Regions from separate parts of the Homo sapiens genome. Here region 2 is linked to region 1. Evidence: read pairs that join two places in POLR2A ChIA-PET (ENCODE). Cell type or tissue: Panc1. All regions are shown on one strand. Each heading gives the region's core, and the rest is flanking DNA. Links, peaks and the distances in the headings are about the cores only.

The links. ChIA-PET counts read pairs that join two places held together with the same protein. Peaks named below come from ENCODE experiments on the same cell type or tissue, not always from the same donor. Only the 100,000 strongest peaks of a DNase experiment are listed, where the experiment ranks them.
Region 2: POLR2A ChIA-PET joins it to region 1 with 17 read pairs; 3 of 35 experiments call an interaction of 5 or more read pairs at or near these places.

What each region holds. Positions count from the first base shown.
Region 1 is chr5:6,413,170-6,428,038 of GRCh38, forward strand. No RefSeq gene overlaps it. Among named protein-coding and RNA genes, the nearest start is that of UBE2QL1, 28 kb to the right of the region's middle. In Panc1, for the core only: no CTCF peak of the experiment used is centred there; a DNase peak (open chromatin) is centred at 6,222.
Region 2 is chr5:6,581,615-6,595,683 of GRCh38, forward strand. LINC01018 (long intergenic non-protein coding RNA 1018) reads left to right here and starts at 522. Exons shown (of 5, transcript NR_024423.2): 1 at 522-652; 2 at 806-987; 3 at 1,989-2,187; 4 at 4,160-4,413; 5 at 4,614-6,886. RefSeq lists silencers at 1,604-1,653, 1,701-1,862. In Panc1, for the core only: no CTCF peak of the experiment used is centred there; no DNase peak of the experiment used is centred there.

The DNA.
Region 1 (14,869 bases), core at 2,671-10,670:
TTAAGCACAAAGGAGGGAACATTGTAGGGGTTGGGTCCTGCAGTTGGGTCCACCAAAGAGAGGCTGGGCTGGGTATAGACGGAGCTGTCAAGCCTCTCCTGCCCCTCCTGAGGACACCCGCTCAGAGCCGCTCCTCACTTCTGCAGAGAGTGCAGTGTTGAGCTTTTGATTTTTCTCTGAGTCCCTATGTTAGAATGCAGGATGGAACGTCAGATCAGGTTCACTCCTCTCCTTTCTGTCTGTCGGGTGCTCTCTGTATCAGATCATTAAGTCCAAACATGAACTGATAAAAACTGACAATCATTAAGTCCAAACATGAACTGATAAAAACTCTTAAGATAAACAAGATTAATCCATTTTCAGTGACAATTTTATTTTTATTTTTTAACTGTTTTTGGTGAGTTTCTATTTTGATATAATCTCTAGATTACAAGAATAGTGCAAGAATAGAATGAGAAACTTCAGTATATCTTTTACTCATATATACAGTTACTTACATTTTTCCCTATGTGCTTTATTATTCTCTCTGTTTATATATATATTATTATCATTTGAATCATTTGAGAGTTAGCTAGAAATATCATATCCCTTTATCACTCAATACTTCTCTATATATATTTCCCAAAAGCAAAGACTTCCCTTTTATAACCACACTTTAGTATCAAAATTTAACATTGACACCATTTATTTAATTCATAATTCATATTCAAATGGTATTCATTGTACCAATGATGTCCTTAAAGCAATATTAGGACCATAAGCATCACAATCAACTATTTTATTATTATTTTAAATGAAGTTACTTTTTTTTTTTTGAGACAGAATCTCACTCTCTCATCCAGGCTAGAGTGCAGTGGCACAATCTCAGCTCACTGCCACCTCCACCTCCCTTATTGAAGCAATTCCCCTGCCTCAGCCTCCTGAGTAGCTAGATTACAGGTGCACAGCACCATGCTCGGCAAATTCTTTTTCTTTTCTTTTTTTTTTTTTTTTTTTTTTTTTGTATTTTTAGTAGAGACAGGGTTTCACCATGTTGGCCGGACTGGCCTTGAACGCCTGACCTCAGGCAATCCGCCCATCTCCGCCTCCCAAACTGCTGGGATTACATGCGTGAGCCACCGCGCCCAGCCTAAATGAAGATTCTTAAAGCCCCATCTTAGAAAACAAAATCAGTGATCATTTAAAAGGTAGAGTCAGAGTTTGCATAAAAAAGTAAACAATTTTTCGATCTGCCCCCAACCCCACCAAGTGTTTCCCAGCTGCAGCCAGGATAAAGGAAAGATCCGCAATTGTCACCCTTTTTTGTTTTTGTTTTTATTTATTTATTTATTTTTGTCTCTTGACATGCTAGAAAGATGAGGAATTGGGAAAGGGCAAAAAGCCAAACTAGCAGCAAACTGATTTTTTTTTGAAATCCTAGAACTAAAAAATCAATCCTTGAGCAACCAAAAATACATTATAAAATAAAACCTCCAGAGTCGTTTTCCAGCATGGGGAGAGTTTCACAGGTAATTTAGGGAACGTTGTGTGTGGGTGTATATGTACATCATAGCAGAACCTTTTCATTCCATGACCATTTACAGGCTCTCCCTACGGGCATTATCTACTATACATCTCAAAACAGTGGTGAATGAATATTAGTCCTCCCCTAAGGCTCAGTGAAATGAAGAAATATGGTCAAGTCCATGCAGCTCTGAGAGCTGTCACTGGGATGTAAACCAAAACCTCTGTCTCTGAATCCAGAACTCTGTTAACCACCTGCAGCCCCCAGGACCCGGACTAAGCCTGGAGCTGGCTGTGGGGTGTTATACTCATTTCTAAGGCTGTCTTAGCACATTACAAAACTGGAGGCTTAAAAAGAACAGAAATTTATTCCCTCGCTGTTCAAGAGACCAGTAGTCTGAAATCAAGGTGCCAGCAGGGAGCTCTTGGAGAGAATCTTTCCTGTCCTCTTCCTGCTGTTGGCTCCAGGCATTCCTTGGCTTGTGGCTGCATTGCTCCAATCTCCGCCTCTCTCTTCACCTGGCCTTCCCCTCTGCATCTCTGCATCTTCTTCCATCATAAAGACAGTCTCATTGGATTTAAGGCCCACCCTAATCCAGTGTTTTATCTTGACTTTGACCTTGACCTTAATTACATCTGCAAAAACCCTATTTCTGAATAAGCTCATGTGCTGAGGTTCTGGGTGGGCATGAATTTGGGGGAGACACTATCCAATCCACTACCATCGCATCTACAGAATACCTCCACGGCAACACCTACATCAGTGTTTGGTTGAATAACAGTACAGTAGCCTAGCCAAAGAGACACATCAAACTAACCATCCTGGGGGCAACAAAGCTACAGGATAGTGGTATTCATGCTTGGCCATGATCTCCATCTTTTAAGTTAATAATGTTGTGCTTTCTTCATGGTCTCCAGATGCACGGTCACCAATGGAAGACACGCAACCAATTCTTGGGGAAAGCGTTTGAATCAGAACACCAAGGGAACAGTGCATCTCCTTGCATCCTAAATTCCGCAAGTCAAGATGGAGATTAGGGCTGACTCCACCTGGCAGAGCTAAGGACACTTTGAAGCACACACCAAATTCTTCTGGTGAGGCTTCATTGTGAGGTAGGCTGGGGGTGTGGATCTAACCCAAGCAAGACAGCCTGCACCCTCACCTGCTCCTTGCTGAGTCCTGGAGAGCTGGGGGACTCCAGGTGTCGTGGCCATCGTCCCCGTACCTTGCCCAGGTGGGTGGACACAGAGAGAGATGCATTGAAGTATTCTGGAAAGCAATGATAAAAAGATGGGGAAGTGTCTTTTGAGCTCCCTTAACACACAGCCAACTGCACTGTCTTGTCCCAGCGGCCAGTGCACAGAGAGAAGTCTCCATGCTGTTCTGTTCCTCCATACAGAAACATTTCAATAAACAACCTTCAATGCAGCGTCTCCTGCTTAACGTGAAGTGTCTTGTCAGCCAACCCAGCACAGCGTGGCTCTATCCTAGGGAGTGGCTTTAAGCCTTTCATGCAATTCATACCCCCAGTCCAAGTTAGGCAGCCCCATCTTTTTAAATCCCCTGTCTTGCACATGAAAACGCAGGCATTGAGACACGTCCAGTGGTTTCCTGAGATCCTGGGAAGAGAGCGTGAGGGCATGGAGCTGACCTGGCTGCCACTCTCCCTCCAGTGGGGCCTTTGCTGTGAAGCCAGTCACACCTGGTGACCTGCATGAGATGCCTCTGCCAAATACCTCCCTGAAAGCCTCACCTCTGGAACTCGCTGCATCCCATGGCTCTGAAGCAAGAGAACAAGTGCCCTGTACCCCTCCCTCCACCTTCTCTAGGTGAAAAGATGTTTTTTTTCTGGAAAAAAAACCCACAAAAACAAAACAAGCAAACAAACAAAAAAACATGGGACTAAAGACAGAAGACCTAGGTCTATTCCTCACTTGCGTCAAGACCACCCTTGACCTTGGGGAAAAGAGGGAATACCCTGGGCCAAATTTTTATCCTAAGGAAGATAGGAATCTCAACGTGAACAATGGATGTCAGAACCAGTGTCCAAACCAGACATTGAGAATAACAGGGCAGTCCTCAAACGCACTTTAGGAAGACATTGACTTCCACTGGCTTGCTTTAAGGGTGCTTTCTCCTCTCTTCCTACACTCTCTAATTCTAGGGAGGGAGAGCTATGGTCTTATGTTGAAGCTCACAGCTGCCAGAGTGACATGGAGCCAGTTATTCCATCATTCTAGGCCTTAGTTTCTAATGTTGAAGCTCACAGCTGCCAGAGTGACATGGGGCCAGTTATTCCATCATTCTAGGCCTTAGTTTCTATGGACAAAAATGCAGCTTGAGTGAGAGAATCCATGTAGACCCTTAGCAAGGGATCTGGCTTACAATGTTAGCGATGACCTCGGTGGGTACAGGATGTCACAGAGGGCTGCAGAGGCCCCAGTTCACCCAAAACACACAGGCAGGCAGTTTCTTTTGTTCAAACATCAGAGGCAAGACACTGTCCAAAGGTGCAGGAATGACTCCTCAGGGGACAGGCAGGGGAAGGGATGTTTGCTGCTTGCAGATGTGGTGAGGTTTTAGTATATTTAACAAATATCTTACTTTGGCAATTACAAATAACTGTAAAAGCACAAATGAAGCTCCTTGGCTTCCACTTGATGATAAAGTCACTCTGGGAAGGAAGAAGGAAGAAAAGGAGCTGCTAACCCAGACCTCGTTCAAAGGGATGAGAATCCGAGTGGAGGAAGGGCATCACTACAACGTGGGACTGTGCTGGCCTGGGAGACTAGGCAGGGCAGCATCAGGGTGCCCAGAAGGCATGGCCCTTCCCAGGGACCACAGGAAGGAACCTGTCCATGGAGACCATCTCTAAAAGGGACATTGGATCAAGAAGGGAGGGAAATTTCTCAAAAATACAGTTCTGACCAGAGAGCCCTTTTGGAAGGTCCTGTGAGGATGCAGGAGGTGCATTCCTGTGTTACCAAGAGCCAGGGGCCCCAACCCTGGTACTGGTCCATGGCCTGTTAGGAACTGAGACCAGGTCGTACAGCAAGAGGTGAGCAGCAGGCGAGTGAGCATCACCGCCTGAGCTCTTCCTCCTGTCAGACCAGTGTTGGCATTAAGGTGAGCAGCGGGCGAGTGAGTATTACCGCCTGAGCTCCACCTCCTGTCAGACCAGTGTTGGCATTAAGGTGAGCAGCGGGCGAGTGAGCATTACCGCCTGAGCTCTGCCTCCTGTCAGACCAGTGGTGGCATTAGATTCTCATAGGAGCAGGAAGCCTATTGTGAACTGCGCATGCCAGGGATCTAGGTTGCCAGCTCCTAATGAGAATCTAATGCCTGATGATCTGGGGTGGAACAGTTTCATCCCAAAACCATTTCCCCCACCACCCTGTACAAGGAAAAATTGTCTTCCACAAGACTGGTCCCTCGTGCCAAAGAGGCTGGGGACCGCACACTGCTGACGATGAACTGAGGAGGCACTCTGGTGTATTGCCGGCCACGAGAGAGACTGCAGTGCTGTAGGGTCGCGTGCCCCCATGGTGGGGGTGTGCATGGACAGTGGGGACCTGGAAGGGGGAGCTGAAGCCTGAAGACCTGGACAGGCCCCGGGTTTTAAGAGTGGAAGAAAATGGAATGCCCTTGACCCCACCACCCGTTTTACAGGAAGAGAAATGAAGGGGACCCTGGACACCAGAAACCACGGGATATTTTAAGATTCATGAAGGGCCCCAATCATCTCTTTGGATATCTTGGAGGGCAAGAGGAAAAGCAGGTGTCAGATGATAAAACAATGAGTGGCATCCATGCTGGCAGCCTGAGAAGGCCTGGGTCAGCTGTGGCCCTGGTCGCCCACCCAGCCTCATGCCCCTCATACCTGTGGCACCCCTGTTCACTAATAATCTGCAATGAGTTTCCAACATTGCTTACTTCCAAGGCCATGTGGGCTAATTTTAATGATCAGCTAATTTAAACACCCTCCAAATCAACTTTCCTGGAAGCGCTAAGATCAGCTAGGGAGCCCTAAACAAGATGATGCCACCAGTGGGGACAAGGAGTGCTAGAAAGGAAAGACCATGCTTAAAGAGGATAGGGGTCCATTTCTCCCCATTCCCTGTGATCAATTACATATTACGAGTATTTCTGGACAGGATTATAATCTTAGCATTCACTTCAGCTTTATCAATAACTATGTATTTGATTTCATCATACAAAACTGGGGAAACAAACAAGACAATTGACTTGGAAAAGTGGAATTGTCCAGAGATAAAAATCCACACTGATTTTCTACTACTCCGGCATCAGGCATGGTGCATTAGCTGCTATGACTTCACTCCACATTTGACCTTGACTAATCCTTGCATAATCCTTTACCCCCTTCCCATAGCCCAGGATTCTCTGCTGGGGCAATTTTGCACCCCCCTTCCCACAAGGGTCACTTGGCAGTGTCTAGAGACACTTTGCTTGTCACAGCAGGGGTGCTGTAAACACCCTGCAATGCACAGGCCAGGGACCCCACCCCACCCCACCCCACCATCAATAGTGCCGAGGCTGAAAAATCTGCTCTAATCCCCAAAGATTCAGGCTATAAGTTGTTACAATGTTTTTAAACTCAAGTCATTCATCTAATCCAATCATTACTAACTTACATTTCTAAATGATTATATCATAAATACCAAAGCGGGCCATTTAAAACAAAGTCCACAGAAGCAACTAGACTGTTAAGGAAGGAAGTCACCATTAACTTTCCAGTCAGCATTCATTAAAAGTGAATGATGAATCTTATCACGTCATAGTGTAAATAAAAAATTATGTACTAAATAAGATGAGTGTTCTTTTTGACCCTGACTTGTCACCTTGGCATATTCTCTGACGTGTCTCACATTAACCACTGGCAAGAGCCCAGAAAATATTCGCCCTGTAAATACAATGTCAACGGAAGGAGAGGCGTGTAATTACACCAGGCAGGAGCCCGAGCTTACCAAATTACATGTTTTCCCAGCTTCACATTTTACAATTTAATAATATCTCCTATAATTATACATTGTTACAGCATGATGTCAGAGATGCACTCGAGCTCTTCTCTCTGGTGGGGGTTTTTCAGTGGCTATGCTGCACCCAAATGCTTTCCCAATCTTCAAGATGTTCTGGTCTTTTTATAGACCTAACTAATAAAAATAGAGAAAGAAATTGCAAGGCGGCTGCTAAAAAGGGCACCTTTATGTTGAATGTTTGTGCTTTCACTGGTGTTTGGCGGCTGTGGCATTTACGGGAGCTGATGCAGATCTTGTACTGAGTACGGTTAGACCCGATGGTGCAAACAGCCCCCAACTTTTACGGCATCCACTGAATTTGTGCCCCCAATCTCCTGCGTTGGTGATGCTTCAACCCTTGTGTATTAATGTCCTGGCACACGCGGCAAAGTATCATGGACTGGGAGCTTAAACAACAGACATTTATTGCTCACAGTTTGGAGAGTCCACACATCCAAGATCAAGGTGTTGGCACGGCCATGCTCCCTCTGAAGATGCCAGAAAAGGCTCTGTTCATGTCCTCCCTCCTTGGCTTGTAGTTGGCCATCTTCCCCCTGTGTCCCACCCACTCCACTGCACGCCTTCCTTCTATGCATGGCTGTCTCTGTGTCCACACATTCCTTTTACAAGGACACAGCTCAGATCGGGTTAGGGACCACTCTAATGACTTGCTTTAACTTTAATTACCTCTGTAAGGACCCTATCTCCAAATAAAGTCACACTCTGAAGTACGGGAGGTCAGGGCTTCAACATATCTTTTTGGGGGGACCACAGTTCCATCCATAACACGCTGCATTCATGGGTTTGATCCTTGATCAGTGCTCTGTGCAGAGACACACTTGCTGAGAACCCACCAAGTCCCAGGCATCACACCAAGTTCTTTGTACACACTATCAGGCACAACCCACCACAAGCCCAAGGCAGAGGTTAAATGTACTTGCATTTGTCCTAAAAGAATTTGACCTGTTCACACAGCTAGGACTTATAGAATCAGGATTAAAAACTGGGTCTGACCAATTCTAAAGCTCATACACTTACCAGCCCAACCCGCCACTTCCTACTGCTTCTCTTCATCCTTGTAATTAAAGTAAATCAGTCTTAATTTAGCTCTTATGGCATCTAAGAGCCCCTACAGCTCCTCTAGAGAAAACCAGAAACCCCTTGTGTGTCACAAATGTGTCACTGGAAAACTTGCTTCTACGATTTTACATTTTTAAATTAGAGGACAAGTATAGCCCTTCAGCTTTATGGTTATTTTTCTAAGTATGGTGATTATGGTGTTGGAGCCTTTGGATCTGATGATTTGTTTTCTGTTTTTTAAACTGAAGAATTCCCTGCCTCTGGAATCAGAGGCAGGGCTGCACAGCTCCGAGGGTGCACCCACACTGCCAGGACAGCTCCCAGAGCAGCAGGCATCACCAGATGGAAGACACGACGGGGGTTGCAGAGGTGCCACATCGTGCCCGGGCCCTGCTGTAAAGTATGTGCCTGAGGTCAGAACTGCAGATGAAGTCATCGTCCGCCTTCTTCATTGTGTCTGCTCACCTTGACCCAGTTCCCCCTTCCAGTCCAGCCAAAACTCGGCTTGGAAGACAGACTGTGGACTCTGCCCCACAAATCAAGATGGTTAAATTCTGTCCATTTACATTCTGTCAATGACCTAACACCATATTCACAAGTGAAAAACCACTGCCACGGGAACTGGAAGGTGTTTCATGGGACAAAGGTACGTGGCAGAGGACTTGCGATTGCCCCATCTTCATGTCTCCGGAGACCCCTCCAAGATCGTGCTCCCCACATTCACCATCACCTTCTTGCTAGCCCATGTTTGCCATCTTTCAGAAGAGCATAACTCTTATTTCCTCTCACCTTCTGGTTGGATTGTGCCTCCTAAAAGGATATGTTGAAGTCCTAACCCTGGTAACCTGTGAATGTGACCTTGTTTGGAAATAGGCTTTTTTCCAGATATCATTAAGATGACATCATTAGGGTGGGCCTTAATCCCATGACTGGTGTCCTTATAAGAAGAGGAAAGACCAGGCACGGTGGCTCACGCCTGTAATCCAGCACTTAGGGAGGCCCAGGCAGGCAGATCACAAGGTCAGGAGATTGAGACCATCCTGGCCAACACGGTGAAACCTCGTCTCTACTAAAAATACAAAAATTAGCTGGGCATGGTCATGCGCACCTGTAGTCCCAGCTACTCGGGAGGCTGAGGCAGGAGAATTGCTTGAACCCAGGAGGCGGAGGTTGCAGTGAGCTGAGATCGTGCCACTGCACTCCAGTCTGGTGACACAGCAAGACTCCATCAAAAAAAAAAAAAAAAAGAAAAAGAGAGAAAGAAAGAAAGAAAGAAAGAGAGAAAGAAAAGAAAGAAAGAAAACAAAAGGAAAATGCCATGTAAGGTCAGAGACACACAGGGAAGAGGGCTGCATGTCCAGGAAGGCAGAGATCAGAGTGCGGCAGCTGCAAACCTAGGAACGCCAGGATGGCCGGGAGCCCCCAGACGCCAGAGGAGGTGAAGAGGGATCCTGCTGGAGCTTTGGAGGGAGCGTGGCTCCACCAACAGCTTGATCCTGGACTTCCGGCCTCCAGAACTGCGAGAGAATGAATCTGAGTTGTTTTAAGCCCCACAGTGTGCAGTGCTTCCTGACGGCAGCTCCAGGAAACCAGCCCATTTTCCATCAGTTACTCACGTTCTGTGTTATGGTTCTGCTGGGCTCCCACAGTGAAGCACAGGCCACTTCATTAAAAGTCAACGTGAGAAATTTTGCTAGTGGTAAAAAGCTGAATTCACTAAAGAAGAAAGAAAGAGAGAGAGAAGGAAGGAAGGAAGGAAGGAAGGAAGGAAGGAAGGAAGGAAGGAAGGAAGGAGGGAAGGAAGGAAGAGGGAGGGAGAGAAGGAGGGAGGGAAGAAAACAAAAGAAAAGAAAAGAAAATGTGGAGGTGGGTGGTGGCTCATGCCTGTAATCCCAGCACTTTGGGAGGCCGAGAGGGAGGATCACGAGGTCAATAGATCGAGACCATTCTGGCCAACATGATGAAATCCCGTCTCTATTAAAAATACAAAAATTAGCTGGGCATGGTGGTATGCACCTGTAGTCCCAGCTACTCAGGAGGCTGAGGCAGGAGAACGCTTGAACCCCGAAGGTGAAGGTGGCAGTAAGCCTAGATCATATCACTGCACTCCAGCCTGGCAACAGAGTGAGACTCCACCAAAAACAAAAACAAATATTTGAAATGTATGATTTCCTCAATTTTCCCAGCACTCCCTGTTGACCATCTCTTTTGTTCGGGAGCTGGGAATTTATTTATTTATTTATTTATTTATTTATTTATTTATTTATTTTGAGACGGAGTCTCGCTCTGTCACCCAGGCTGGAGTGCAGTGGCGCGATCTCAGCTCACTGCAACATCCGCCTCCCGGGTTCAAGCGATTCTCCTGCCTCAGCCTCCCGGGTAGCTGGGACTACATCCACCCGCCTCCACACTTGGCTAACTTTTCGTATTTTTAGTAGAGACGGGGTTTCACCAAGTTAGCCAGAATGGTCTCAGGATGGTCTTGATCTCCTGACCTTGTGGTCCACCCTCCTCGGCTTCCCAAAGTGCTGGGATTACAAGCGAGAGCCACCACACATGGCCAGGAGCTGGGAATTTAATAGGCACATTTGTGCAAGGGGACAAGGAGTCTCCGAGGGAGGAATGTGGGACCCAGGCCATGGCAGGGCTGTGGGAGGCACGGGTGATGGCCAGAGTGCCAGCCTCGTGCGCTTGGACTCCGTGGCCCCAGCTCATTGTCCCTCAGGGCTCCTCCTGAGTCACTGCTGACCTGAATGGTGCTGAGTTTCTGCCTGGCCCAACTTCCTCTGTTCAAATAAAAGCACTCACCAGAGAGAGGTGATATGGGCATGAAAGTGAATATGTACCACACTCTAAAGGCCAAGGAGGAACTTAGAGAGGGCCACAGAGAACACAGGCAAAAACTAAAGCCAGCTATAAACAATCACCTGCAGTCACGCTTCTCAGTCCCACCAGACACCCTTTGGAATACTTGGGACCCTGCCGTGTGCTAGGAAGGGTTGGTTTTATGGAGCAAGGGCAGATCTGTCAGCATTCTTTAATAATGAATTGAAACTTTAAAAGGTTTCCATCTAGAGGAAAAACACAGGAAGGAAGGAAGTCTGATTAACTCTGTTTAACTCTACGAGTCACCAGGGGTGCCATCTCTGCAGTCCCTTTTTCCTGATGGAATCTCTGCCTCCAGTCTGGGATCGCTGGGGCAGAGGGGGGCATCATGCTATGTTGTCCCGGCTGGGCAAATCCGTCTGGTGATATGCCCTCGGTCCTCATCCAGGAGGATGTGTTTCTTACTCATCATAGTGGAGAATGCAGACCAGGGAGTGACCCACAGGTGACAGGCCAGCACCTTCATCTTATGGGATTGTTGTACCAAGGTCGCCCCCCTCTCAGAGTCTGAGTCTGTCCTCAGTGTCCCTTGGGGGATCCACAGTCAGTGTGTGGCCCTAGAGGGGAGCACCATCCACCTGGGCCACTCACATCGGCCACACTGGCCATTTAGGACACTGTCCACAGCACCACAGCGTGGGCCTCACCCAGCAGGAATGCGTTTGGAAGGCTGCTGTGCTCCCAAGAACCAGGCATTCGTGCACAGCTGTGAGGGGCTCCTCCTCCCCGTCCAGCCCAGCCTCTTACGGGGTGTGCTGTCTACCAGGCAGAACCAAGGTGCCCTCCATCCTGGCACTGGCACTAGCCTCTGTTAGGGCACTCAGCGCATCACATGGGAGATCTGTTTACCCACCTGTCTAACTAGGCCAGCAATCCCAACCTTGCATACTTTACACCTGGGAGATTTTCAAATTACCCATGTCTGAGTCTCACCCAAGAGGTTCTAGTTCATTGGCCCTCAGGGAGCCAAGCACCAGTTTTTTCCAAGACAGCCCCACACCCCTGTGCAGGTGAGTCTGTGTGTGCCCAGGGCAAGAATGGTAGAACCAGAAGATAGGCCTGGAAAACCCTGATGGTGTGTTTTACTCCTTCCCTCCTTTCCTCCCTTCCTCCCTTCCTTCTCTCTCTTTCTCCTTTTCTCTCTCTTCTCTTTTTCTTCCTTTTCTTTTCTTTTCTCTCTTTCTTTTTCTTTCTTTCTTTCTTTTCTTTCTTTCTTTTTCTCCTTCTTTCTTTCTCTTCTTCCTTTCTTTCCCTCCTTCCTTCTCCTTTCTTCCTTCCTTCCTTCTCTTTCTTCTTTCCTTCCTTCCTTCTCTTTCTTCTTTCCTTCCTTCCTTCTTTGCTTTCTTTTTCTATCAAAGCCTAGCAAAGTCTATCATATTCAACAAATGTTAATTAAATAAATGAAGAGTGAATGAATGAAACTTTTATTTATTAGTCAGGTTAAAAGGAAGAGTTAAATTCTTAGGTTAAAAGGAAGAGTTTTAAAAGTTACCTGCTTATTGCTTATTCTGAGTATGTAAATACAAAGACTGCTTTCCCGTCAAATTTTGATTTGCTAGAATCTGTCATTTGACAGTAAAGGGAAATGCTGTAGAAAAAAATGAACAATATCTTTTTCACACCTGCAAAATTGACTAACAGCAGACCTCATTTGATTCAAATAAATGAAAAATCATTTGACTTTGGAAATAGATGAAATCCGGAGAGTTGCAGACATAAGCTACAACTTGTAAAGATGGGAAACGGATGAAAACTGGCAAATAAAAGGGGGTTTCCAATAAAAACATCTGTAAGTGTACCTGTGACATCGAGCGTGCTGTGGATCAAATTTGGCAGTACTGCAGCTTAACTTTTCTCATTCTTCATAAAGTAAAAGCCCTGGTTAAATGATGGCTTATTTGTCAAGCTTCAGGCAAACAGCTCATAAAAATCAACCAGCTAGACTCAAACATTTACACAGTAGGAAAAACCTCCTTCGGACAAGCAAGAGATTAAGAACTAGTTTTGAAAATGTGTAAGTAAAGGAGGAAAACAGGAATCGACTAGGTGATATCAGCCAATGGAGGAGTCCCAAATTTCTCGTGGAATAAGCTCTAGCAAGAACTTCCAATAGATAGAAATGAAAACATCTTAAAAGTGAGTAAACTGAGACTCAGCAAAAGGAAATCACTGACTCAAAGAGCACAGAGAAATAAGTTTTCATAAGGAAAATAACAGTCTCCCAATTACCAAGCCATCTTTCTCCTTCACAAGAAAATACATATTTAATAATGTAATCTTGGTGGGGTACACTGGCTCATGTCTGTAATACCAGCAGTTTGAGAGGCTGAGGTGGACAGAGTGCTTGAACTAAGGAATTCAAGACCAGCCTGGGTAACATAGTGAAACCTTGTCTCTGCAAAAAATACAAAAATTACCCAGTCGTGGTGGTGCATGCCTATAATCCCAGCTACTAAGGAGGCTGAGGTGGGAGGATTGCTTGAGCCCAGGAGGTCGAGGCTGCAGGGAGCTATGATGGTGCCACTACACTCCAGCCTGGGTGACAGAGAGAGACACTGTCTCAAATAATAACAATGCTAATAATAATAATAATGTTCTTATTTCCTGCTACTTTTTTCTTAAAAATATACTCTGTTAATTCATATGCTATGCTTCACTGGATTAAAATGTCCTTGAGAACAGAAATTGTCTTCCCTCTCACTAACATATGCAAGTTCTATGCCTGATGCCATTTTTACTGGAGAACATACACCTAGAGTACCTGATTCTAATTATGTCATTTATGATAACATATGTATTAATATATATGCATATCATATATTAAAAATATTTATATGTTACATATATATGTATACTTAAATATATATACCTATATGTGTGTGTGTATATATGCATATATATAATCTTTAAAAGCATATCATACTGGAGATCCTGATTCTCTCTGCACTAGACTAAAACATTTAGCCTTTTGCCTTTTGAGATAGGTTACCTCTAAGGGGCTTTGACAGATGAATAGATGAATGGATGGAAGAATAAATGAATAGGTGGAAGCATGAATGCATCTATTGATGTGTAGACATAGATATTGAATCAAATGACATTTGTAATGTAGAAGCACTATAAAGTTTATGGCCTGATGCGGTGGCTCACGCCTGTAATCCCAGCACTTTGGGAGGCCGAGGAAGGTGGATCACCTGAGGTCAGGAGTTCAAGACCAGCCTGGCCAATGTGGTGAAACCCCATCTATACTAAAGATAGAAAAGCTAACCAAGCGTGCTGGTGCACACCTGTAATCCCAGCTACTCCGGAGGTTGACACAGGAGAATCGCTTGACCCGGGAGGCGGATGTTGCAGTGAGCCGAGATCGCATCATTGCACTCCAGCCTGGGTGACAGAGTGAAACTCCAACTCAAAAAAATGAAATAAAGTTTATCATGCTTGGTACAACCACTGTTCATAAAATTATTCCAACATTTCTCTGGAAGCAGACAGAAAATTAAGGATGGTCACAGGATTTAAGGACACGGCAAATTCCTAGTACCAATTATCTTCTTTAGGGGTAGTCATAGCCTCAAAACCACATCCTTTTACTCAGATTTCTAACAACACTATTCAGTCCCTAAATAGTTCTGAGCAGCATCTCTTTTCTGTTCAAGTGCCTATTCCTCTCTTTGCACAGACAACCTGGGTACACTCCAGCATTCTGGGAGGCTGAGGTGGCCAGATCACTTGAGCCAAGGAGTTAAAGGCCAGCCCGGTCTCTGCAAAAAATGCAAAAATTAGCCAGGTGTGGTGGTACGTGCCCATAATCCCAACTACTAGGGAGGCTGAGTTGTGTTAACATGCCTTAGAGACATGTCAGAAAGCTGTAGGGTGGCATCTGGAGAATCCTCCAAACTCACTTTGAGCCTGAAGTTCATAACTAGAAACTCTATCCTTTTAGGTTAAATTAGTGGTTCTCAGCCAGGGGTGATTTTGCCCCCACAGGAATGCTAGGCAATGTCTGCAGACATTTTTTACCACCACACCTGGCATAGGGGTTGCTCCTGGTATCCAGACAGTAGAAGCCAGAGATGCTGCTCAACATCCTAGGATGTGCAGGACAACCCCCACCACCAAGACTCACTCGGCCCAAAATGTTGGTAGTGCCAAAGTCGAAAATTCCCCAGTTGAATCACGATGCTGTAGACACCTGAGATGAAAATGAAGCTGAAGGGAACCATTACTGATGTCTTTCAGATCACAGATATTTGAGTGACTCATGTGCTAGGAATTCTGGAAATGCTACATCTAATCTGGCAATCATTATGAGAAGGTACTATCCTCATTTTATCAATGAGAACACAAATTTCACAGAAGTTAA
Region 2 (14,069 bases), core at 4,906-12,905, 170 kb after region 1:
CAGGATGCAAACCATGCATCATGAAACCTTCCCCAAGCAGGTAACTCGGAAGGCTGCCAAGTGGGACCTGTAGGCTCTCAGCACCTAGCCGTGGAATGACAGATCCAAGCTGGAAGGGATACGGACAATCCATAGGTCCCACCCGCCTCTTTCAGCAGTGAGAGAATTGAGACACCGTCGGGTGTCTCCTGAGGTCACCCAGCTAACTGGCCCCAAGAAGCACAGGCCCCAGGAAGCCCACCCTTTGTCTCCCCCAGATTCTGACCAACCCCCACATCATCTCCTTGCCTGGTTTCTCTGGGGAACCAGGAAAAGAGCTGAAGAGTAGCTTCTGCTTTATAATGTTCACATTCCATTTCTAGTTGAAATTCAGTTGATTTTTAAATAATGCATCGCCTTAGATTGTGGGTTTTGGCAGGAATTTCAAGATACAGATAAAATTCCAGAGAGTAAAAAAGAGAAACACGTTTACTGCCAATTCCTTTTGAGGGGAATAGAAAAACATATTTTTGAATAAGCTCATCCTGGGTTCAGCTTCCCCTGTGAGAAGGACACATATAACAATAAGAAATTAAGGGTTCGGGAAGGAGAGGGGCCACCCTGTGCTCACCCCCACACAGCCCTGCAGGAAAACCCAGTGAACGGTGCCCAGGTGCCTGGCTGACTCCTGGGCCGGGAGGGGACATGGAGGGACAGTGGCCATCAGGCTCTTTGTGGACACTGGGGATTAACTACTGCTCGTTCTCAGCTCACTGGTGTCCAGCCCATCAATAACCTCATCAATAACCTAACTTTGGTCAATTAGGTTGGAGTCCGAAGGTGACTGATTTGCGGCAAGGTTTTCTCTCTTCCTCTGTAAAGTGGAGTCCTTCATCATTCATCGCAAGTAGACAACTCGCTTCCTAATGCCTCTGCATTAAGGAGCCAGGCGCTGCAGCTCTTTGGTACGTGACCTCAAATAGATTCATGCGTCCTTCTGCTGACACGGTGAGTACCTCCTGGAGTCCAGGACTCAGAGCATGGACACACCCTAACTCCAGCTAGGGGAGGGCGAAGCCACCTGCACCTGGGAGGCTGGCGCTGCCTAAGCGGGTCAGGCAAGTCCTCGCCTTGGAGGGGAGAGTCCTTAGTGATTTTCCCTGGCTCTGCTCCCACCGACGAGACGGACTCAGGAGGGGCGAACGGTATGTGGGGCGGGGACGCTTTGTTCAGATGGCGTCATCAACCCCAGGTCCGTCTGGTCTTTTTTATTCACTGCATATTAAGGTGCGTGCGGCCTGTGGCTGGTCCCTGTCCTGCACACCTGTATGGCCTGGACTAGGCCTGAGCGCCTCAAGGGCCGAGCTGGGTCCTCCCCACCCGCCGGATTCCCCAGCGCCCAGGCTGTCTCCAAAGAATCCCCCCGAGAGCAGGTCCCCGCTTCTCGGGCGTCGGGGCTCGCCGCAGTCACGCTGCACACCCTCCCGGCCTAGGGCGGCGCCGGCCCGGGACTCGCGTGTCTCCCCGCGGCGCCGCGCAGGACCCGGGCCTCGGAGCCCGGCAGCATCCCCTGCTGGCCGCTGGGCTGAGGAGCCGCGGGAGGCGGGGAACGCGGGGCCGCGGGGGCTGGGCGGGCCGGAGTGCGCGGTAGAGGGGGCGGCGCGGCCGGGGTGCGCGGTAGAGGGGGCGGAGCGGCCGGGGTGCGCGGTAAAGATGGGGCGGCGCGGCCGGGGCTCGCCAGCACCAGCCCTGGAACCCCATGGGGGACCTCGACAACAGCGCCTTTGCGGCGTGGGCCCCTTTCTGCAGCTCCTCCACCCGCGCGCTGTCGGCTCCGGGACACTGGGGCTTTGAAGGGCGCCAGTTCCCAGCCGCACCTGCACGCCTAGGAGGGCGCAGGCCGCGTGTCCCTGTGGGAGGAAGGCCCCGGCAACCTGCAAAGACCTCACGTCACAGAAACTTGCGGCGTTTGCCCCCGATGCGCGCGTCAGGTGCTCCGTCCCTTCCAGGTGGCAGAGGAGAGGGAAGGGTCGCGCCTGGTGGGGGCCTGAGAGCCACCGGGCTGCGGTGCGCGAGTGTGGACACCGCCCCGCCTTCTGCGTCTACAGCCCTGGGTTCTGGGACCTTTGGAAACCGCTTTGGACGAAGCTGAGCATCTCTTTCCCCACGCTGACCTCCCCCATAGACTCCGGATGGGAGTAAATGAGGGTAAGGGTGCCGTCACCGCAGGAGGTGGATTTTCTATGCTCCACAAGGCAAAAAATCTGTTAATTTTCTGCAGTTTATGTTATTTTTTCTAAGTTTGTAGTTTCCTCTTCCAAACGTAGAATTTATATTCATAGAACTAGAATTTATATTCTTAATGCAGAATTTATACTCATAATGCTAAATACATATGCTTTTAAACTCTACCCCCTAATAAAAGCACGAGGCAGTCTCTCCCCTGAGGAATTCGACCCCGCCGCACAGCCCCCACTCCGAGGTCACATCGCAGCTGAAAATTTCAGCAGGGAGTGAGGGACTTGTCTTTCCATGATATCATTGGATGTTACCTAACACATATACATATACATCACATATGTCATATGTGATATAGTATGCCCATGATACATGACATATTGATTTGAGAATTAGTTTGACTACCCAGGGAGCCACTCCAGGGCAAGGCCTGTATTTAAGGATGTGGCCAGTATCCAGACTGTGTGTGCTGCAGGGGAGGGCTGTGGTAGACTAGAGGGAAGGACCGAGGGAGGGAAGAAGGGGAAAAGGAAGAGGCAGGGAGTTTTTCCACGAAGCTGTTTCCCTGCAGTTCCCCTTGGTTGGTGAGCCCTGGGGGGCCATGGCCGGTTCCCCGGAACATGCTCGGTCGGCTTCTTCTCTCCAGGCCCAGTCCTCTCTGTGTTCTCCCTGGAAGGGGAAGATGAGAAGATGAGCTGGGGCTTTAATTTTTTCCTAATTATCAAATCTTTAGTCCAAACCACTCTGCCCAGCCTTGGTGATGGGAAGGCCAAGGGTATGGCAACAGTGAGTGTCTCTGTTTCCAGGTTGCAGTGAGGACCTGGAAGGTCAAGAGACAAGGTAGCCCAGCACCTGGCCCTCATGGTATGCAATTTCTGCTTCGGGATGATGAAAAAAAAAAAAATCCCGGGCTCAGTTCCTTCTTGAGGTGCTGGGCTCATAGCTAACCTTGTCTTTTCCCCTCACTGCCGTCACCCAGCCTCCTGTGAACAAAGCATCACAACAGTCAGCATCACAAACCCCCATCAGCCCCGTGCAGTTGCAGTTGTGCTGGACCAGAGCCCATCAGCCTGGCCTTCGGGCTCTCCTCCACAGCGCCCCACCCAGCTGCTCAGGATGGCCATGACCATCTTCCATCTGACGCTGTGTGCTCCCTGCACCTGGCCCCAGGATGCGTGCAATGGGCTAAACTGTGTCCCTCTTGAAATGCATGTGCTGAAGTCCTAATCCTAAGTACCTCAGAATGGGAGCTTATGTGGAGGGAGGGTCTTTACCAAGTTAAATCGAGTTATCAGGGTGAGGCATCAGCCCATATGACTGGTGTCCCTACAGAAAAAGGGAAATGTGGCGACAGACACACACACACACACAAGGAGAACACAGTGTGACCATGAACATGGTCATGGACAAGCCAAGGAGAGAGGCCTGGAACCTGTCCTCCCCACACAGCCCTCAGAGATGACCAGCCCTGCCCACACCTTGACTTTGGACTTCCCACCTCCGGAACAGAGAAACAATCCATCTCGGTTGTTCAAGCCTCTAATTTGTGCTGCTTTGTGATGGCAGCCCCAGGAAACTGAAACAATTCGCTAGCAGGCAATGAAAAGGGCAGGCCCCCCAGCCCAGGCCAGCTTCAAAGTGAGTCATCTTCCCCTCTCCTTTCCTGAGAGGCAGCCACCTTCGCCTGCTGCCCCAGCACACACCAGACACCGTGCCCAAACACTGGCCAGTCCCCAAAGGGCATGAGAGAAAAGTCATCCATCCCTGAAATTCACAGGGAAGGCAACCACGTGGCACCCACTTCTCTTAGGAGCATCCTGAAAGAGGGTGCAATTAAGCCAGTTCAATTTGGAATTGCTTAAAAATGTGGATTTAAAGCAGAATGTAAAAAGGAATGATTTCCAACAGTGCTAGTGAGGTTTTATTTTTTTACTTTTTACAGCTCCTGGGAAATCCAGAAACTCTAGAGAAGCTTGTTTGCCAAACCTTGCTTTGGGCGGTGGAGACAGAATATCATGTCCCAGATCAGCGTGTGGTGACTGTGGAGGCATTTACACACAGCACACTCCAGCTCTGCCACTGGGCCGGCTGAGGTGGCTGCGGTACACGGCGCCCATCCTGAGCCCCAGGTTCCTCACATGTCAACAGCATGAAAAGTGCCTCTAAGACATCCACAGGTGTGCAGTGTTAAAGCAGGTGAGTGTCCTAGTGTAGACTTAGCGGAGTGGGGCTAGGGCTGCGGGTAGTGGGTGTTCCGCCCCCGGCTTGCTACCCAGTCCTCCCTGTCCCTCAGATCTGGCCCCAACCCTCAGGCAGACCCGTGTCTTCTCTTCCACCCCCTCCCTCCTCCTCCCTGGCACTCAGCCTTGCTCTTCTACTCTACCCTCCCTCCCCAGGCAGCGCCTCAGCTTGGTTAGCTCCCTTAAGGACTGCGGCTCCCTTAGGACAAGGCTCTGTCCCTCAGAGCACTGAGTGCGATCTCATGCTGGCATCTTAGAGACATTGTATTCACCAGGTAAGATGGATTCACATCTGCTGGGTGCACGAACACTTCCTCCTTCCTTGCCACCAGCCAGCATCACAACCAGCCTGGCCAGGCTCCCGTCCCAGCCCAGCCTAGCAGCTAACCCCAGCTCCATCCCCCAGCAAGCCCCTCTGCCTGCACCTCAGCTTCTTCATGGAAGACGAGTCAGGTCATGATGCCACCAGGGAGCGTGTTTCCATGTTGAACTGAGACACTAAGCCCTTGACAAATGTTGGCCAAGAAAAAAAAGGGGCTCCAAGAGGGGAGCTGTGGCTCAGGTAGAAGACGGTGAATGAGCATTGCCTGAATCAGAGTTAGCTACTCTGGTTACACAGGTGTCCCCGGCAGGTTGGTCAAAAGCCCTTCCCTGAGTCCCGTGATAAGTGTGGGGAGGGAGGCAAATCAAAGACCCCTACACACCTCCTGCATGGATGGCCAGAGCGCTGGTCCCACCTCCTTCCTTCCAAACTGCAACCCCGATCAGCACAGCAGAGAAGTCTCCTGTGGCAGGGACCAGTAATTCAGTGCTTCCCCTGGAGAGTCTGGGATTGCACAGAACACCAGAGGCTGGGGATTTATTTGTTCACCAACATTCATTCAACAAACACTTACTGAGGCCAACACTGGGAATGGAGACGAACTTCCCTGTCCTCATGGAGCTTGCTTTCAAAAGGGAAGGAGGCAGACAGTAAACAAAACAAGCAAGTCAATATACAGCATGATGCAGAAAAGGTGTGATGCCACCCTCTTGCCTGAGTTTATAACAAGCAGATGATGTTGTCCTAAGAATTAATTTCAGCCGGTGAAAGAGTACAGGCAAAAAACGTGGTCTCGGACTTTCCGGTGATGCTTAAGAACATAGTTGCAGTTTTTGTTCTGATTCTTTGTGCATCTCGCGCTAATGAAGGATTCTGCCATGATTGCCACCTCTGGAGACGTCACAGCCAGCACAGCCATGACCAGGGATGAACTTGGCCATTGTCCAGCAGCACCATGGGAGGACCAGCTGCTGTAAGTGAAGGTCATCATCCATCTGATTTGCTGGCTTTTTGCAACTACTGCGGTGGAAGTCTTAGAGTAGCCACCTTCTCTGTACTCAGACCTTCACTTCGCCAGATGTCAGCACAGCAGTGTCAGCAGCTTCGTCAAACACAAACACCACCACCTCTCTGGATCAGAAGCACATGGAAAGCCCACCTTGCAAGAAGACCCAGCTATTCCAAAAGTACCCATATCCCTGTAGCATCCTCTTAGCTGAATGTCTCTACTCCTTAAACTTGTACCACTTTGAAGAGTAAAAATTTAAATTCATTCATATTATCATTTTTTAGTTTTTAGTATAAGTGGAGCTGTTTATCGGCCATTTGTATGTCCTTTTCTTTTTTTTGCAAATTACTCCTTTGCCAAATTTTCTCTCAAATGACTCATCTTTTTCTTATTGATTTGCAGAAGCTATTTACATATTATGGATGTGGGGTGTCTAACATACACAGCAAATACTTTGTCCCAGTGTGTCACTTTTTAAAAAAATTCTTATAATGTCTTTCATCTTTAAAAAATTATTAAGCTATTGTGAGCTTTTATGCCTTTTCAGTTTATTTTCTTACATAGATAATTATATGAAGTGCAAATAGGGGCAGTGTTAGTCTCATCTTCCCAAGGCTGCACCTCAGATGTGGAATGTTGACAGCAACATCTGTTACCTTGTTTCTGTTTTTAGGATTTTAGCGTTAAGGCCAGGCATAATGGTTCATGCCTGTAATTCCAGCACTTTGGGAGGCCGAGGTGGGCAGATCACTTGAAGCCAGGAGTTCAAGACCAGCCTGGCCAACATGGAGAAACCCTCTCTATTTTTAAATACATTTAAAATGTTAACAATTAAAACAAAATATTTTACCGTTAGTATGATGCTTGATACAGGATTTCTGGTACATACGCCTTATCAAATTAAATAAGTTTCCTTTTACTCTTGTTTATTGTTATTTTTTAAAATAAGGAATGAATCTTGGATTTTAGTGTATCAATAATTATATTTTATTCTTTAACTTCATAATATTCCTTATAATTCCTTATGTCATATTAAAGATGTAAATTCATATATATTTTATCATACAAATGATTAATAAATGTATAAGCATGTCATTATATGAGAGTATACTTCCTTATGTTTCATGAATGCATCGTGACAGGCTCATTTTTTTAATCACTGCTCGATTTGTGCCACTGATGTTTTATGAGGCCTATTTATGTCGGCGATGGTAAGAGTGTTAGTGTTTCCTCTGTGGGTACCTTCATCTACCGTGAGTCTCCTGGATATGCTAGCATCACAGAATGGCAGGCGGAAATTTCCAGCTTTTTCTATAGAATGAGTTTAACACAGAAAATAGATCTTTCTTGAAAATGTGGTAACACTTACCTGGAAACCTCCCTGGCCTAGTGCCTCTTTTCTTGGGGCTAAAGGGTATGAAAATGGGTAGATCTCCAAATGCCTTTTCCATTTTTCTATGAATATTATTCCTACTCAGGCTTTTCTCTTCTTGGAACAATGCTGCTAACTTGTGCCTACTTGGCTATTTCTACTTCATGTATATTTTCAAATCCATTGGTGTGCAAGTGGACTTAGTATGTTCTTGCAAGCGTAAGAGTCTCCATTAGTGTAATGACCTTCTCTCTTTCTGTTTTCCTTGAGCAATTAACATATATTTGTCTTATTTTATTGGTCTTCTCAAAAGAATATGCTTTTGAGTTATTGATCACCTGTACCATGTGTTCTATCACACTATTCTGTGTTTACTCAAGCTCGTTAATTGATATTCAAATCCCTGTATTTTGTCAATTTCTGTTAGATGCTAGTATTAAAAATTTTTTATATAACCGTAGATTTGTCTATTTCTTATTATATTGGTAACAGTTTTTGCTTTACCCAATATTTTGTTCTAATGTGCTTTTTTAAGTTCTTTTTGAATTATTTAGTATTTTTTGTTTATTGTTGTAAGGTGCTTTTTTAAGTTCTTTTTGAATTATTTAGTATTTTTTGGTTATTGTTGTAAGGTGCTTGTTTAAGCTCTTTTTGAATTATTTTGTATTTGTGGTGATTGTTGTAAGGTGCTTGTTTAAGTTCTTTTTGAATTATTTTGCATTTTGGTTATTGTTGTAAGGTGCTTGTTTAAGTTCTTTTTGAATTATTTTGTATTTGTGGTGATTGTTATAAGGTGCTTAAATTCTTCTTGAATTATTTTTTATTTTTGATTATTTCTGTAAGGTGCTTTTTTAAGTTCTTTTTGAATTATTTTGTATTTTTTGGTTATTGTTGTAAGGTGCTTTTATATGTCCTTTTTGAATTATTTTGTATTTGTGGTGATTGTTGTAAGGTGCTTTTTTAAGTTCTTTTTGAATTATTTTGTATTTTTTGGTTATTGTTGTAAGGTGCTTTTATATGTCCTTTTTGAATTATTTTGTATCTGTGGTGATTGTTGTAAGGTGCTTGTTTAAGTTCTTTTTGAATTATTTGGTATTTGTGGTGGTTCTTGTAAGGTGCTTGTTTAAGTTCTTTTTGAATTATTTTGTATCTGTGGTGGTTCTTGTAAGGTGCTTGTTTAAGTTCTTTTTGAATTATTTTGTATTTGTGGTGATTGTTGTAAGGTGCTTAAGTTCTTTTTGAATTATTTTGTGTTTGTGGTGATTGTTGTATGGTGCTTGTTTAAGTTCTTTTTGAATTATTTGCTGTTTGTGGTGATTGTTGGAAGGTGCTTAAGTTCTTTTTGAATTATTTTGTGTTTGTGGTGATTGTCACAAGGTGCTTATTTAAGTTCTTTTTGAATTATTTTGTGTTTGTGGTGATTGTTGCAAGGTGCTTATTTCTTTTTGAATTATTTTGTGTTTGTGGTGATTGTTGTATGGTGCTTGTTTAAGTTCTTTCTGAATTATTTTGTATTTGTGGTGGTGGTTGTAAGGTGCTTAAGTTCTTTTTGAATTATTTTGTGTTTGTGGTGATTGTTGTAAGGTGCTTTAAGATTAAGTGCTGTCATGTGTTCTTGACAGGTTATTCCTTTTATAAATATCAAATGTAGAAAGTTTCCCTGTTCCCCTATTTTCTGTGTCTTGCCATGAACTGTGTTTTTTTGATATATTGACATACCTAATACCTATCATAATTTAAAACACACATACTCCTTGACCAATAAATACGACTCCTAGGAATTTATTCTAACGCACACACGTGTGCAATATTTGAAATGAAAGGTACAGCGTTATCATTGCAGGCTTTGTAGGTAATAACAAAGGATTGGAAGTAATCCACATATGTATTCACAGGGGTCTGGATAAACAAGGGACCCTCTGCCACTCTGGAAAGAATGACCTCCTTATGTACTGATAGGAAATGATCTGTCAGACCTGTGATTAAACAAAAACAAATCCTAGGAACAAAACATTCTGAATAGATGTCAATATTTGTGTAACACGGCTGGGCAAGGTGGCTCATGCCTATATCAGCACTTTGGGAGGCCAATGCAGGCAGATCATTTGAGGTCAGGAGTTTGAGAGCAGACTGGCCAACATGGTGAAACCCCATGTCTATGAAAAATACAAAAATTAGCTGGGTGTGGTGGTGCATACCTGTAATCCCAGTTACTGGGGAGGCTGAGGCAGGATAATCACTTGAACTTGGGAGGTGGAGGTTGCAGTGAGCCAAGATCATGCCACTGCACTCCAGCCTGGGTGACAGAGTGACAACCTGTCTCAAAAAAAAAAAATGTTTAACAGGGGAAAATCATATCTACCTATCTGCACAGAATATCTCGAGGGATGGACAGGAAACTGTTACTGCTGGCTGCCCACAGAGGATGGGGCTGGGCAAGGGGGTGGGAGGGAGCATTTCACAGAGCTGAATCTCTCAAATATTGAACTCAGTGTTTAACTATTCAAAACATAATTAAAATTAAGTATCCACACCTGCATCTTGCATTAGCATTTGCCTACGTATGTCAGTCTTATTTCCATTTTGTGAGCTGTTTTGCATTTTCTGGTTAGTATGTTTTCTTGCTATTTCTATCTTTTTTTTTTTTTTGAAACGGAGTCTCGGTCTGTCGCCCAGGCTGGAGTGTAGTGGTGCGATCTTGGCTCACTGCAAGCTCCGCCTCCTGGGTTCACGCCATTCTCCTGCCTCAGCCTCCCGAGTAGCTGGGACTACAGGCACCCGCCACCACGCCCAGCTAATGTTTTTTGTATTTTTAGTAGAGACGGGGTTTCACTGTGTTAGCCAGGATGGTCTCATCTCGATCTCCTGACCTCGTGATCCGCCTGCCTTGGCCTCCCAAAGTGCTGGGATTACAGGCGTTAGCCACCGCACCCAGCCTTCTATCCTTTTTTCTTCCTTTCTTCTCTTTCCTTAGACTGATGCAATTTTGTGACTTTTCTTTTCTAGTGATTTGGAGGTTATACTTCCTATTGCTGTCTTTCTAATCATTACTCAACCATGTGAACAGACGTATTGAAGTGGTGGAGCAGATAAGGAGGTCTTCAGGTCTGGAGCTGTCCAGGAGCTGAGACAGTCTCAGCTGGTAGCTGGGACACTCTTGGGGAGTTCCCCCAGCTGAAGAAAGTCTCCCTGCCGAAGTCATGATCTTTCCCAGGGCAGCCCACACCCCACATCTAACGGCTGGTTGATGTTGGAGGTGCGGTGTCAACTCTCACCCCAACTCTGCCACGTCATGCAGCTCCAGAGCACCCCGTGGGACCCGCTGGGGCCTGTCATGCCTGCGACACAGCCCCATGTCTCCTTCAGCCCCATCCACCCAACCCTGCTTCTTTCACTCAGCTGCAGGGAATGATCCAAACTTCCTGCACGCAAATCTCTAGCGCAGAGTGTTTCCCAGGGAAACTGGCTTCCAAAGATTGATTTGTCTAACAAGTTCTAACACACACCATAATATACAAATGGGCAGGGCCGATCGTGAAAGGTGATCAGTTTTATGAAGAGGCTTATCTGTGTGCTGGTTCTGGTAATATCCCATTAGTACATTCTCTGGACCCTTTATATTGTAGTTGTTTAAAATGGGTTGAAATTTCAGAGATCTTGATACTGGAAAATGTCATTTGTTGTAACCAAAATCCACCTGGAAAAGCATACCACAGATATTTCAATTTTAATTGTAAAGTGAAGTTGTTCTCTTGACACCAACAATTATCTTATAAATAACCTAATGACCTAATCAGAACACAAATTTGCATCAATTGCCGGGTGCTTGGATACTTGGAGTGCAGGGCCAATGTTTTCTAGTTTTTATTAGTTTTTCATAAGGTAGTTTAAAATAATCTTTGATGCTGAAGTTTGGCATTGAGGATGTGAGAGGTAGGTAGTAGAAATTCGTGTTTGACATTAAAAAGCAGTCAGTTATGCAATTCTGTGTTTCCCGCTGCAACCAGCTCCAGGGTGCCCTGACACTGACAGCTCAGCAGAAGGGCACGAGGTACCTCCTCCCCAGACCAATAAAAGGAAATTAGAACAAGAACACATGAACTATGTGATGCTCCTTGGTTCTCAGGGCTGTGATTCAGTGACTATGTTAGTTTCTGCTAGTATTGAAGATTTTGCAGCAGGCAAATATGTGAGCAAAGATGACATTTAAGTTCTATATGCTTCACCCACCTTATCTTTGGATCCCCCAGTCAAAAAGTTTTATTCACTAGCAAATAGATAAATAAATGATTATCAGTAAATGTGCTGTCTTAGCACCTCGCACCCCAACCAGCCCCCACCTTGAAACACTAGCTGTCAGGTGCCGTTCTCAGTGCACTGCACATATGTTGGGGTGATCAGACCCAACACCAGGTCGTGGGGGTGACGAAGTCTGGCAGAGTCAAAGGATTGAGAAAAAGTTTGAGAAGTAAAGTGGGGCCAGGGGACCATCGCGATCATGGAGGCTGCAAAGGCCCCGAGCTCTGGGAGCCCACGCTATTTATTGGTAATCCAACAGAGAAGGAGGTGGCCAGAATGTGGGGGTCAAAAGGGCGTGTTGCATCAAGCACATGATTTATAGCTGTGATGGTTTAGCATTTGCTCTACTTGAGATAATGGAGAGCAGGTTCTTTTAACTCAAGATACAATCGATCCTGGGAGAGCAAGGAGCAAGGAGCCAGCAAGCCTAGACACATTCCGGAGCCACAAGCCCTGGATTCTATCCAAGCCACGAGGGATTTTATGCCCTGGGCTTAGATTAGGTACGTCAGGGTAGCCTTCCACTCTTTAGCACAGAGCTTGGTGTGCCAAAGGGCACAAGGGGTTTTAGACCCTGGACCCCGGACATGTTCCAAGACTCTTTTACTTTATGTCAGACATGCAAGCCCTGCCTCGGCTTCTTCCCAACACTCAGCTTTTTCCCAACACACGTATTCACTAACTCAGGCCTCAGCACACCTTACTGGGTAGGTGCTACCATCTGCCCATTTTATAGATGAGGAAATAAAGGCCCAGAGATGATAAGAAACTTGCCCAGGGTCACATAGTCAAGAAGTAAGTGACTGTATCAGTCATCTATGGGTTTGTAACAAATTACCCCAGGATGTAGTGGCTTGAAACAATATTTAATATCTCACAACTTCTGTAGGTCACAAATGCTGGCAGGGCTTAACTGGGTCTTCTGCTTCCAAGTCTCTGTAAACTCAGATAAACTTCTAAGCCCCCTGCTGACTGAATGGACTCCTTGTGATCAAGAGGACCCCAGAAAAACCTTAAAACTAAACTCCCAGCCATAGTGGGATGTGAGGTCAGACACACCTCATTCTACCCCCTCCCTTTTGTGGTTTAGACACAACTGACCGACATTAATGTTAACACAGAGATCTTAAGACTGGCAAATAGACTCTCTGTAGCAGTAAGATACCAGATTGTAAACAGGACCCAAGGCCATGCCAGGCAAGGGTTACATCACACATCCCTAACCTTTCTTCTAACGGCCAAGGGTATTTTTCTCTAGCAACTAAACAAGCACTGGCCTCGAGATACGTTAAACAATTCCAGCTCATCCAGCTCAGAGACGTTAACCAACCGACCCCATTCCACCAGCCATAACTGCAGCTTTGACTTGAACTTACTGAAATCTCTTTGTATACTACAAAGAGCCTGTAGTACAAAGCGATTGATTCCAGTAACTTTCTCCTGACCATGAACTGGTCCTGGCTGGCTGTACACTTGGACACCTTCATGTCCTGAAAAGACCTTTTGACATATAGGGTCTAACTGTAGTACATTTAAATGTTAAGTCTCCATCCCAAAGTGAACATGGGTGGTATGTTACACGAACATTTGTCCCATACACATGTGCCAGGACCATCCTGAATATTCATAGCTCCTCCTGTCACCTGTTGAATATGCATGTTTAGCCAACCAGTTCGGCATAAAGCTCCTGTCCCAGCTTCTCTTCCTCCATGGTGTTTCTCTCTGGTCTTGGCTGGAGGCTGTGCTTCCCAGGCTGCAGGATGGCCACCTTGCAGGCTGAAACCTTTACAAGAAATAAAGTCTCCTCTGTTTTCTAAATGTATTAATTGTGGTTGATATGATACCTGATCTTGAATTGTAGCTCCCATCATTCCCATGTATTGTGGGCGGGACTTTGTGGGAGGTAATTGAATCATGGGGGTGGTGATTTCTCACACTGGTCTCATGGTAGTGAATAAGTCTTACAAGATCTGATGGTTTTATAAGTCGGAGTTCCCCTGAACAAGCTGTCTTGCCTGCCACCATGTAAGACGTGACTTTGCTCCCCATTCACCTTCCGTCATGATTGTGAGGCCTCTCCAGTCATGTGGAACTGTGGGTCAATTAAACCTCTTTCCTTTATAAATTAGCCAGTCTCAGGTATGTCTGTATTAGCAGCATGAGAACAGACTAATACAGTGCTTTTGTATTTTTAAAGTTAACATCTCTCAAGAAGTGGGTTGACTCAAGCCTCAACTAGGGCAGGATCTGTTTCCAAGCTCATGTATGGGGTTGTTGGCTGGATTAGGGTCCAAGGCAGTTGCTGGACTAAGGGCCTCAGTTCCTTGCTTTTCCAATGCTGCACTTAATTCATTGCAGTAAGGCAGGTGTGAGGACTTTACCCAGCAGGCCCAAGGCCACTCTCCCTAAAAAGGCCTGAATGCAAGACTGGCCCTTAGTTGGCCTCTGGGAACCTGGATTTTGGGAGTGTTCCCAACATCCCAACGGGTAAGAGTGGTTCAATGTGCCTAAACTGTTTATGCAAACAATACACTGAGTGCCTGCTTTCCCTGCGGGAGTCTGGAATGTTGGAGGTGCCAGACAGGTGCCCACATGACCCCTGTAAGCTCC